4 separate regions of the Homo sapiens genome follow, and regions 1, 2 and 4 are each linked to region 3. A link is a contact called in ENCODE Hi-C or POLR2A ChIA-PET data. All regions are on one chromosome and are shown on one strand. Each heading gives the region's core, a stretch centred on a gene start or an enhancer-like site at or near the end of the contact. The rest is flanking DNA. Distances are from core to core; before and after follow the strand shown. Region 1 holds the start of PELO-AS1 (PELO antisense RNA 1). Region 2 overlaps PELO-AS1 (PELO antisense RNA 1). Region 3 overlaps ITGA2 (integrin subunit alpha 2). Region 4 overlaps PELO-AS1 (PELO antisense RNA 1).

Region 1 (2,840 bases), core at 156-2,655, 290 kb before region 3:
AAACATTTCACAGGCTACTGGGCTGCGGAAAGCTGAGGCTGCCAACTTTGGAGCCTAGGATTCCCAGGACATCAGGTCAAGCAACTGAGAGGTCCACCCAGGGGTAAATTCCACACATAGTTTCTTCTCTCTTGGGACCAGCGCTTTAACATCTGGGTGAATCAGATCGTGCAGACACGGTAACTAGGCGCAGAAAACAGCTGGACACGTTGCTGGGAGCCCAGACAGAACGTGACCAGTAGTTCTCAGAAACCGCTTCTAAATACCAGCTCCAACAGGCTTGTAGCGTCCGAGTGCGGATAAGGCAAGAGCAAAAACGAGCATAGTTTGGGCCGTTGGGGCCAAATCTGCACTTCTGAGAGCTACTTTTACTGCTAAGCTTTGAAATTGGATTTACCCAGAGGGAAGCGTTGCAGTGGCAGCCGCAGGCAGGTAAAACTAGTATTTGCACTCACACACTCCCCGGATTCTTCACAGACAGGGATGGAAGAGAAAACTTAGGAAGTTGAAGTTTGGCATTAAAATAAAGGACTCGCCACCACTCTGTGCACCTTCTTGAGGGAGTTCATTCGTCCGGAGCGCCTCACAGCTTAGTGCGCCTGCGCACGCGCGAACTGCGGCCCCGCCTCTCCTTTGGGGACGGGAGACGTGCGTCGGGTCGCGGGACGGGGGCTGCGCATGCGCCTTCATTTCGTCAGCCCGCTGTTGCGTGCTGCCAGCGGGAACTGTGTAGGGGTAGATTTTCGCTGCAGTGTTCCCCGAGCCTGTTAGACGCAGCGCGCCGGGAGACTGAGAGAGGAAAGGATAGAGGAAGTGCTGCCCTAGGCTGCATGAGTCGAAGCAAGCGTGTTTCCTTCCCGCCAGGCAAGTGCCCTTAGAAACCGGGCCCCGCCCCCTTCCTGGCCTGCATTCCCATCCCCTCTCCCGGGGCGGAGGTGAGGACCTCCTTGGTTCCTTTGGTTCTGTCAGTGAGCCCCTTCCTTGGCCATGAAGCTCGTGAGGAAGAACATCGAGAAGGACAATGCGGGCCAGGTGACCCTGGTCCCCGAGGAGCCTGAGGACATGTGGCACACTTACAACCTCGTGCAGGTGGGCGACAGCCTGCGCGCCTCCACCATCCGCAAGGTACAGACAGAGTCCTCCACGGGCAGCGTGGGCAGCAACCGGGTCCGCACTACCCTCACTCTCTGCGTGGAGGCCATCGACTTCGACTCTCAAGCCTGCCAGCTGCGGGTTAAGGGGACCAACATCCAAGAGAATGAGTATGTCAAGATGGGGGCTTACCACACCATCGAGCTGGAGCCCAACCGCCAGTTCACCCTGGCCAAGAAGCAGTGGGATAGTGTGGTACTGGAGCGCATCGAGCAGGCCTGTGACCCAGCCTGGAGCGCTGATGTGGCGGCTGTGGTCATGCAGGAAGGCCTCGCCCATATCTGCTTAGTCACTCCCAGCATGACCCTCACTCGGGCCAAGGTGGAGGTGAACATCCCTAGGAAAAGGAAAGGCAATTGCTCTCAGCATGACCGGGCCTTGGAGCGGTTCTATGAACAGGTGGTCCAGGCTATCCAGCGCCACATACACTTTGATGTTGTAAAGTGCATCCTGGTGGCCAGCCCAGGATTTGTGAGGGAGCAGTTCTGCGACTACCTGTTTCAACAAGCAGTGAAGACCGACAACAAACTGCTCCTGGAAAACCGGTCCAAATTTCTTCAGGTAAAACAATCTTACCCAGGGATAATTAAGAATGGGCAGAGGGATTGGTATAAACTACTCCTAAAGTTTTAGAACTGGGAAAAATAAGAAGAGAAAGTCTTTACTTAGCTGGGATTTTCATGAGATAATGAAATAAAAAGAGAATGTTAAATGTCTAGCAAATTTATGGAGTAAACTTCGCTGAAACATATGAAGCCTTACTAGCGCTTTTGGCTTTAAGCCTTTGTGAGCTGATTAATGGGTGTTCTAGGAGATTATTTTGCCTAACTTTTGTAATTGTGATTCTAGGTACATGCCTCCTCCGGACACAAGTACTCCCTGAAAGAGGCCCTTTGTGACCCTACTGTGGCTAGCCGCCTTTCAGACACTAAAGCTGCTGGGGAAGTCAAAGCCTTGGATGACTTCTATAAAATGTTACAGCATGAACCGGATCGAGCTTTCTATGGACTCAAGCAGGTGGAGAAGGCCAATGAAGCCATGGCAATTGACACATTGCTCATCAGCGATGAGCTCTTCAGGCATCAGGATGTAGCCACACGGAGCCGGTATGTGAGGCTGGTGGACAGTGTGAAAGAGAATGCAGGCACCGTTAGGATATTCTCTAGTCTTCACGTTTCTGGGGAACAGCTCAGCCAGTTGACTGGGGTAGCTGCCATTCTCCGCTTCCCTGTTCCCGAACTTTCTGACCAAGAGGGTGATTCCAGTTCTGAAGAGGATTAATGATTGAAACTTAAAATTGAGACAATCTTGTGTTTCCTAAACTGTTACAGTACATTTCTCAGCATCCTTGTGACAGAAAGCTGCAAGAATGGCACTTTTTGATTCATACAGGGATTTCTTATGTCTTTGGCTACACTAGATATTTTGTGATTGGCAAGACATGTATTTAAACAATAAACTAAAAGGAAATAATCTCCACGTACTACCATCTTGATTAAATTGTGTAATTTTTTATAGGAATTATGAGTTATCTGTAGTACTTGGAAACAGAAAATGTGTGTATTTAAAGACGATGCCTATGCAGTATATTGTTTGGGATAGATTGCAAAATTTCACACTGCATGCTTTGAAACAGTTTTCCTTAGAAAAAGCTTTTGCTATCTTATCCTGTTTACATTATTTCTTTA
Region 2 (2,700 bases), core at 163-2,662, 340 kb before region 3:
CTTTTTAGGATAATTTGTGCTGCTTTATCATCTCAGAAAATCTTTCATTTGTCATGGATGAACTGAGATAAGGGAAGTTATTGCCACCTGGGTGCCTCTCTAATTTTCTAGTATAACAATTGGTATATATTCACCCAGTGAGCAGATTATACAATTTTACCTCTTTCCCTCAATCTAAGGGCCACTGGGAAAATGGAAAAAGTTGAGAGAAAGGGAGAGACAGGCAGAGAGAAGGTAAAAAAAAAAAAAACCCAAAAGAGTAGAATTTTATATTAGATGTTTGACATGAGATTTAATGAGTCTACCTCTGTGGTGGCTTTGTGAGAGACATCTGTTAGTCTTAAGTCCAGAAGAGATAAATTTATTATTATTAAGAGGAATTTGGGGCCTCTGAACATACATGTTAACTTCTTTTTCTTTATTAAATTACTTTAAAATTATAATGTAGAAAAAGTGGTATTGATACTGCAAAGTAGATATAGGACTGGTTACTGACTGAATAGAGCAAAGGAAGTGACTGCTGAAGTCTCCACAGGGGAAAGGCACCAAAGACCGTGAGTCATTTCCCTCTGCAGAAGCCTTGAGGGTCTCAGGGTTTAGGGCCACTAGAGATCAGGATAAGCAAGGCCCTGGGAAGGCACTTAGCTAAAAATAGAGTGATTATTCAAAGTCTGCATTATAAACTGAGGTCTTTTCAAAAAGGCAATGATTAACTCTAGGAAAAGCCAAAAGTTGTCTGAGAAATAAACTTGGAAAAGCGATGGATGTTATTTATGTAACCATAACCATGCTAACATGCTTGTTTAAAGAGAATGTGTGGTAGAGCTATGCTGGGAGGCTGAAGAAAAGGCAAGTCGGGGTGTGGTGATGGCAAGGGAATGCTGAGAAGCGCAACATTTTTCAATGACTACCAAAGGAAGCTAGTAAATCATACATAATCGTGACATATGAAGACATATCAGTAATATTATCTATAAATGTGGAGGAAATAGGGTGAAAAAGTTGAAGAGTTGAAAATGGTTGCTCTGGGGCCTAAGGCTGGAGCATTGGGTAGAGTGGGTAGGAGAAGGGACCACTGCTTTCTAACAGGGCACTTTTATCTCTATCTGATTTCTTAAACTCTGTACATGTATAAAAACAAAAACGTTTTTAATAATTAAAAAGAAGAGAAGTGGGTGGCTTAGGTTGCTGGAGTAGTGGGGATATTAGCCTGGAAGAAATTTTTGATCCCATACCTTTTATTCATTAGCTTTATATACTCAGAATTTCAGGATCTTCTGTGTCAGTAAGTAGGTGATACATACTCAAGCCTGAATTGGTTCATCACTAAAGTAATCATAGCAGTTTGCAGCAAAGAGAAGACAGCACAAAAATTCAAGCCACAAAAGGTTGCACTGTGACTCTTCTGTAAACCTCAACCCAGTGTCAGACGGCTGTTTTTTCCTTTCTTACTGCTATATTTTCAGTGCTAGCACAGTGGCTGACTCACATGGGTGCCTCAGAAGTAGTTGACAAAAATGCACAGAGATTACAGAAATGTTAGTTAAGAAAAGATTGATGAATTAATTGGCATGGATTGGGAGGAAGGAAGTTCTAAGGAAGACTCAACTTGCAAAAGGCCAAATATAACTGGGAGCTAGGCCAAATTTTATCCCTTTTAAGGAATCAAAACCAAGGTTAAGCCAGGGTCAAACCACTAATAAAGGAAAATGAGAACAAAATAAGTTCAAACTGGTATATCTGTGAATTTAATTTGCTTGCTAAGCACGTTGTGTATGAAGTGGGTGGAGTTTGTGAACTGAGGGTGTTCCGTATCTCATATATAGTCCATATCTCATATACATTATTCTAGTTGATATTTCAAAATATAGAAAAATGACAAAGTTTTCATCATTCAACTTATTTGGATGGTCAAGAAAATATAGAGACTATGTGATAAGTGACATAATCAATCAAGTTCAAAATATAATTTTGAAAAAAAGAAGTGGTCTTCTGTCTAACTAGGAATACAAATTTTATGTTTAACAGCATGCATTGTTTACTAGGTCTGCCTTAAAAAGTACCGCACACTGGTTGGCTTAAACAACAGAAATGTATTGCCCTGAAGGTTTGAAGTCTATATTAGTCCAATTTCATACTGCTATGAAGAAATACCCGAGACTGGGTAATTTATCAAGAAAAATAGGTTTAATAGACTTACAGTTCCACGTAACTGGGGAGGCCTCACAATCATGGTGGAAGGCGAAGGAGGAGCAAAGTCACTATCACAAGAACAGCACAGGAGAAACCCACCCCCGTGATTCAATTACCTCCCACTGGGTCCCTTCCACAACACATGGGGATTATGGAGCTACAATTCAAGATGAGATTTGGATGGGGACACAGCCAAACCACATCAAAGTCCAAGATCAAGGTGTTGGCAGGTTTGGTTCCTCCTGAGGTTTCTGAGAAAGAATCTGTTCCATGCCTCTCCCCTAGCATCTAGTGGCTTGCCAGAAATCTTTGGCATTCCTTGACTTATAGATGCATCACCCCATCTCTGCCTTGATGTGCACATGGTATTCTTCATGTGTGCATTTATGTATCTAAATTTCCCTTTTTGTAAGGACACTAGTCATATTGAATTAGGGGCCTACCCTAGTGTATTAGTCAGGGTTCTCTAGAGGGACAAAACTCTCTCTCTATATATATATATGGGGA
Region 3 (2,700 bases), core at 171-2,670:
TTCAGGGCCATGGGTGGTCAAGTTCAAGTGCACTTTTAAACACTATCATTTTACACACATGTACCCAGAAGGAAAGTTCTCTTACCTTTTAAATGTTGGTTTTCCATTCCATTGTGTGACTTATTCAGGTAAGTATACAAAGATGCCAAGTTTACAATTTTCTCTCATGTCACAAACTTATTTTTTAAAAAATCTGAACTGTGATCTTCCCAGTTAGAAATATTCATTTTTAAATCCTCACTTTTCAACCCAGTTCTCAAGTTCAGATCTCCTCAGGGAGATATTTTAACCTACTCATGTCTGGATCCCACCCCAGAGAGTTGATTTGTGGTGGCAAGGTGCAGACAGACATGTATTAAAATTACCCGAGGTATTTCTGACGGGCAGTCCTGTTACACAGCACTGGTTTAAGCACACACAGATTCTGGATGGGTCTTCAGAACCATTTGCTCTTGTCACATTCCACCAGGAAATAAATACATAAATCATAAGCATGCCAGCTTCTCTGCATTTGCTGCTGCTACGATAAAACATATTCCTTATTCTTATGTTCCAGTCAACGTTCCAGACAGTACAGCTAACGGCAGCTGCAGAAATCAACACCTATAACCCTGAGATATATGTGATTGAAGATAACACTGTTACGGTGAGCATATCACACCCTTCCCTGTGAGCCTCAGGGTCTGTGATGGCATTCCACTTCTAAAAGCCTGGGATAGTCACTCTTCTTACCTACATGTATGTAGAAGTATCTTACTAAAACTTTAAAGATCTGATGTTTATTATGTTGAGATTTTGGCGAGGGTGTGTGCTACTTAAAAAGTTCAGTGATACACTTGCCTTCCTCCATGCCCCCCACTCATGTCAGCAAAGCTGGCTTTCCTAGAGGTGGTGATCCAGTGAGAAGTACAACAAAAGGGGCTCTATGTTCTTTGGGACTCCATGGTGTCTCTTCTCATGACTAAGCCAGCAGCACCAGTTCTTCCTTTCTCCTCCTGCTTACACAAAATGGTCTGGAGCTTAGGCCACAAAACTTAATCATGCTTATTTAAATCATAAATTGTATTTTGAAAAATTTTTAAAGAAAGGTACTGAAGCATGCTTAATAAATAATGCATTTATTAGAGGGTTTTAAAAAATAGTTCTCCTTACAACTAGACACTGACACTGTGTGGCATGTCCATTCATTAGATCTTACATTCGGGAGGACTATAAATGGTCCCCTTGATAAAAAAAAAAAAAAAAGCTTTTACAGAGAAATGTACTTTCACAGAAAACAAAGGCTCTCTGTTCTAAGAGCTGGCATGAGATAATTTTCCTCTGCACTGACTCTGGTTAGAATATGCCATGTTTAGATACAGTGGGATTTCCATGCCCAGCTAATCTGCTGGCAGAGCCCTGAGCATTTTCCTCCCAGTGCTTGTGTTAGGAGTTGAAAGCCAGTTTAAGAGTCTGCCCCCAAGGCCAGCTTGGCAGTTGGCCTCAGTCCACTCCTCTGGCTTGGTCAAAAAGTTATGGCCCCATGAACTATGGGCCTCCTCACTCCATGCCTGAGAGTGAAGCTCACAGCACTGGAGCCCCACTCTTGTCCAAGGGAAAATGATTCTACGCAACAGAGCACACTTCTCTGCCTCTGGTTTAGGAGCCTCAGTGAAAGCCTACACCCTCTCTTCAGACACTGGGGCCTGGAAAATCAGAAATAGAGCCAAAGGAAATGCAGACTTCAAATTCAAAATGCTATGAACTTAGCATAGGGGAGAAGTATTATAGATTTTTTTTAAAAGCTCATTTTAGAAAAACATAGTGTTCAGACAATATGTGAAACTCTACTGAAGACTGTTTTTAGAAAGCAGTATTAAATATATCAATTGGAAATTCAAATGAACAATTTTAATAAATCCATTAGATTCCTCTTTTATTGGTTTCCTCTGAGCAATACTAATAAATAACAGAAGCCAATTACTAGGTGCAAAAGTAATTGTGGTATTTGCCATTAAAAGTAAAGAAAGGCTGGGCACAGTGGCTCAAACCTATAATCCCAGCACTTTGGGAGGCCGAGGCAGGCGAATCACCTGAGGTTGGGAGTTCGAGACCAGCTTGGCCAACATAGTGAAAACCTGTCTCTACTAAAAATACAAAAATTAGCTGGGTGTGGTGGTGCACGCCTGGAATCCCAGCTACTCAGGAGGCTGAGGCAGGAGAATCGCTTGAACCTGCGAGGCAGAGGTTGCAATGAGCTGAGATTGTGCCACTGCACTCCAGCCTGTATAACAGAGAGAGACTCTGTCTCAAAAAAAAAAAAAAAAAAAGTAAAGAGAAAGTACTTTTAATGGCAAAGACTGCAATTACTTTTGCACCAGCTTAATATTACTCAGTTGTGTCTATGAAAAATTTTTTAATCTAAACAATAATTTGGATAAATTTTTGAATAAGGTATGTAACCTAAATAATAACTTCACATGTTCCTAAGTATCTGTTAATTTATTTGAATGCCTGGCCCACTTAAAAATCTGATCCACAAAATGCTATAGTCATGGGTCCATAGGGATCCGTGGTTCCCTGGGTTAGAAAGCTGTGGAAAAGAGAGAAGTAGGCTTATGACTGCCATTAAGCAGTGAGCTACAAGAATTTATCATCACTTTATTCATAAATTGATAAAGCCTTACATTTTAGCTCTTGAAGATACAAATGAAAGGAAAT
Region 4 (2,747 bases), core at 183-2,682, 300 kb before region 3:
TTTAAAAGCAGTCCCCACCCCACAAAACAAAGACCTGGATGATAATGATTTAATGGCCCCTCCATCCCAGTAATTTACTTTGCCTTCCCCTAAAAAACTTAAAATGGCCAATATTGATGGCATACATTTACTAATGTTTAAATATCTATCATATGGTGTTCAATTAAAGTGTTTAAAGCTTTTTTGGGTACCATTACGAGTTGCTTCATTTTTATCTTCTTCCAATTTTAAAAGAATCACCAAGGATTATTCTTCTAGCCTATGCTTTCTCACCAGAGACAAATGTCCACTTTTACAGCTTTATTCTGGTAATGCAAATAATTTTATTTATAATAAATAATAATACATTTATTTACAGAAGGCATTACATTAAATTTCATTGTATAAAAGTTTCACAGTATACTTCTTGCATATGATATATTTCATCCCCTCTACTACAAAACTAAGATAAAAATCAAGCCACCTCAGAAAACAAATAAGAGAGAAAAACAAAAACAGAATAAAAAACTTGTTTGTATATGTCAATAAGAACTGTGAAAATATTCTGTGCTTATAAGAAGCCCAAATTCCCTGGTATCTTTCTAAGATCCTTTCCAATCTGGTCTCAGCTTCACTCACTTTTCTTAACTTCTATTCCAGTCTCTTCATCTATTTTCATGTTACCTCTGCATAGAATGCCCATTACCTTTTTCTCTACCTATAAAATCCCCTGCCCACTCCCTGCAAGGTTAAATTTCAGTGCCATCATCTATTTGAAAGCCTTGACTTTATTTATTCTCTATTATAGGGATCAGATGCAATTAGATCATTCTATGTATGTTGTCTCTACGTAGCCTGTGAATATTCCTGAGGTTAGGGCCTAGCACTTCAACATCTCTGATTCCCCAGGATCTAAGAGACTTCCTCCTGCAGAGAAGTAACTTTGTAAGTGTTTCAGTGCATTACATGAGCACAGATGCTGCAGAGAACAAACATTAGTAATTACTATCATTGTATAGATTATGATCTAGGAGAGAAGATAAAAAATGGTCACATTATTGTAAAATAAGCTATGTAAGTGTTATTATCTCAGAGCCAAATAATAGACTCCCTTCCCTTGATGCATTTATTTTGTATTAAAGACAAATGGTATTTCCCCACACATGTGTTTAGTGACCCAGTCCTACCACAAGAAATGCCAGTCTCCTTGGTTTGAAATACTAATTAATCATTTTTTGTTGTAATTCTGGGATTTTAGAGCCCACTTACTTTATTTAACTTTTTACAAATTGGTTAAAAGAAAATAATTAAATCAACCTGTTCAAATGATCCTAGAATTGCATAACAGCTTAAATATAATTAAGTCATATTTCAAATTAAGGGACCCAGCAATGCAGCTAAAATGTTACTGCTCATCAGTGGTTGTTATTCTGAGTCATAGAATGCCACGAATTGAACATTCCTGCCAGGGCACCACCCTGGTCCACCCTCCCCTGCTGCAGCCCTGGTGTGTCACTCATGTTGAAGTCTGCCAGTAAGTCCAAGGAAGTTTCCTATAGTGTTGAGAACTGTTCCTCACCAGGATTCTGAAGTCAAGTATTTTGTTTTTTTGTTTTTTCTTAAGTACCAGTTGCCCAAATGTCTTTGGACAAGGTTTCTGGCACAGGCTTGTTCAGGAAATAGGGAGGGAGAAACACCTATTTTATATTTTAAGTGAAAAAACACACAGGAATATTACGTAATAACAAAAAACAAATGGTTGGCTCATGGTGAAGTTTAAGTTCCATATCACTGTGACTTTATTTTGGTCAGAGAGGAAGCAATCATAGGTTCTCAAGGTATATCAACAACAACTATTAGGATAATTTCACTAGACTGTTTAATTTAATAGGCTTAAAATGAAATATGCCAATGTTACAATTGAGCACAAAACTACTTATTTTCTCTTCCTAGTTACAAGTGAAAGAAATTAATGAACAGCAGGTTTGCAGTGGAATAACAACTGTTGTATCCATTTTTGCCTCTGCAGAACATAGCCCTGGAGCCCAATATATGCCAGAAAATTAAAAATTATTGAACTAGACTAAGTTTTCCATATGAGTTAGCTTTGTGAGTTAGCCCCACTGTTTTGGGGTATATTCCCCTAAGTGCTTACATACTAAAACTTAAAAATCCAAATCTTCATAAAATCTTTGTAAAAACGGAAGCAGTTCTGTACACTTCCACCTACCCCTAACACCTGAGAGTGGAGGGGATGGGGTTGGGGTAAAACCACACTTTGATGCTACCTTAAAATGTATTTAAAATCTCATATTTGACTTTTAAAAAGAAAACATGATTTAAAAATATTTCTTATAAAAATCTGTTATTTTAGCAAACAACAATTTTTAAATTATTTATTTTTGAGTAAAATCAGCACCACCCCCACTACCCAGGTGGGAGTACCTTATTTATCCTGTAGCTTTGAGAACCTATAATCTTACTGCTAAAGAACCCTGGCATACATTAGACACGGAGTTCTAGAACCTCTTCTATTCCCCCAACCTCTTAGCGGAATGTTCTTCTCTTGTAAAAAAATTAAAAAAAAAAAAAAAAAAAAAAAACCTCTGACGGCCAGCCAATTTGAAAAGCAAATTCATGTGAACGTTATAATGGGTTCTGATGTCTTCATGCATACCCATTTTATAGAACTATCTTCAAGATAATTCCCTAATCCAAGGTAAATATTTTTAAAGCGAGGATTCCAGAAATAATAATAGGAGTTGATG

What was found. Hi-C counts contacts between places; a loop is a spot of excess contacts on that map. ChIA-PET counts read pairs that join two places held with the same protein, here RNA polymerase II (POLR2A). Pooled maps may share reads with other maps.
Region 1: a map of dorsolateral prefrontal cortex shows a loop between it and region 3 (2.9-fold over the local background). The contact joins the promoter of PELO-AS1 here to the enhancer-like site in region 3. A Hi-C loop is called at or near these places in 6 of 168 maps with a recorded cell type or tissue (CD8-positive, alpha-beta T cell, GM12878, K562 and 3 more), 2 of 37 single-sample maps with no recorded cell type and 12 of 50 pooled maps. POLR2A ChIA-PET finds 5 or more read pairs at or near these places in 4 of 52 experiments (OCI-LY7, activated naive CD4-positive, alpha-beta T cell and naive thymus-derived CD8-positive, alpha-beta T cell).
Region 2: a loop to region 3 is called in a pooled map, with 3 times the contacts of the local background. The contact joins two enhancer-like sites. A Hi-C loop is called at or near these places in 3 of 50 pooled maps. POLR2A ChIA-PET finds 5 or more read pairs at or near these places in 3 of 52 experiments (WTC11 and activated naive CD4-positive, alpha-beta T cell).
Region 4: a map of aorta shows a loop between it and region 3 (8-fold over the local background). The contact joins two enhancer-like sites. A Hi-C loop is called at or near these places in 26 of 168 maps with a recorded cell type or tissue (B cell, CD4-positive, alpha-beta T cell, CD4-positive, alpha-beta memory T cell and 18 more), 24 of 37 single-sample maps with no recorded cell type and 41 of 50 pooled maps. POLR2A ChIA-PET finds 5 or more read pairs at or near these places in 2 of 52 experiments (activated naive CD4-positive, alpha-beta T cell and naive thymus-derived CD8-positive, alpha-beta T cell).

What each region holds. Positions count from the first base shown.
Region 1 is chr5:52,799,408-52,802,247 of GRCh38, forward strand. PELO-AS1 (PELO antisense RNA 1) reads right to left here and starts at 1,406. Exons shown (of 5, transcript NR_186455.1): 1 at 1,285-1,406. The region is part of intron 1 of ITGA1 (integrin subunit alpha 1); the gene reads left to right. PELO (pelota mRNA surveillance and ribosome rescue factor) reads left to right here. Exons shown (of 3, transcript NM_015946.5): 2 at 478-1,713; 3 at 2,002-2,840. The coding sequence starts at 988. The coding sequence ends at 2,433. RefSeq lists enhancers at 518-1,216, 1,217-1,916.
Region 2 is chr5:52,742,644-52,745,343 of GRCh38, forward strand. The region is part of intron 2 of PELO-AS1 (PELO antisense RNA 1); the gene reads right to left. Among named protein-coding and RNA genes, the nearest start is that of ITGA1, 44 kb to the right of the region's middle. Within about 2 kb of position 1,413, at least 3 of the 41 ENCODE cell types and tissues checked have a DNase peak (open chromatin) inside an H3K27ac peak, as active enhancers do.
Region 3 is chr5:53,086,396-53,089,095 of GRCh38, forward strand. ITGA2 (integrin subunit alpha 2) reads left to right here. Exons shown (of 30, transcript NM_002203.4): 28 at 557-646. Among named protein-coding and RNA genes, the nearest start is that of MOCS2, 22 kb to the right of the region's middle. Within about 2 kb of position 1,421, at least 2 of the 41 ENCODE cell types and tissues checked have a DNase peak (open chromatin) inside an H3K27ac peak, as active enhancers do; they include dorsolateral prefrontal cortex, where a contact is called at or near this core.
Region 4 is chr5:52,782,064-52,784,810 of GRCh38, forward strand. All of the region lies in intron 2 of PELO-AS1 (PELO antisense RNA 1), which reads right to left. Among named protein-coding and RNA genes, the nearest start is that of ITGA1, 4.5 kb to the right of the region's middle. Within about 2 kb of position 1,433, at least 2 of the 41 ENCODE cell types and tissues checked have a DNase peak (open chromatin) inside an H3K27ac peak, as active enhancers do.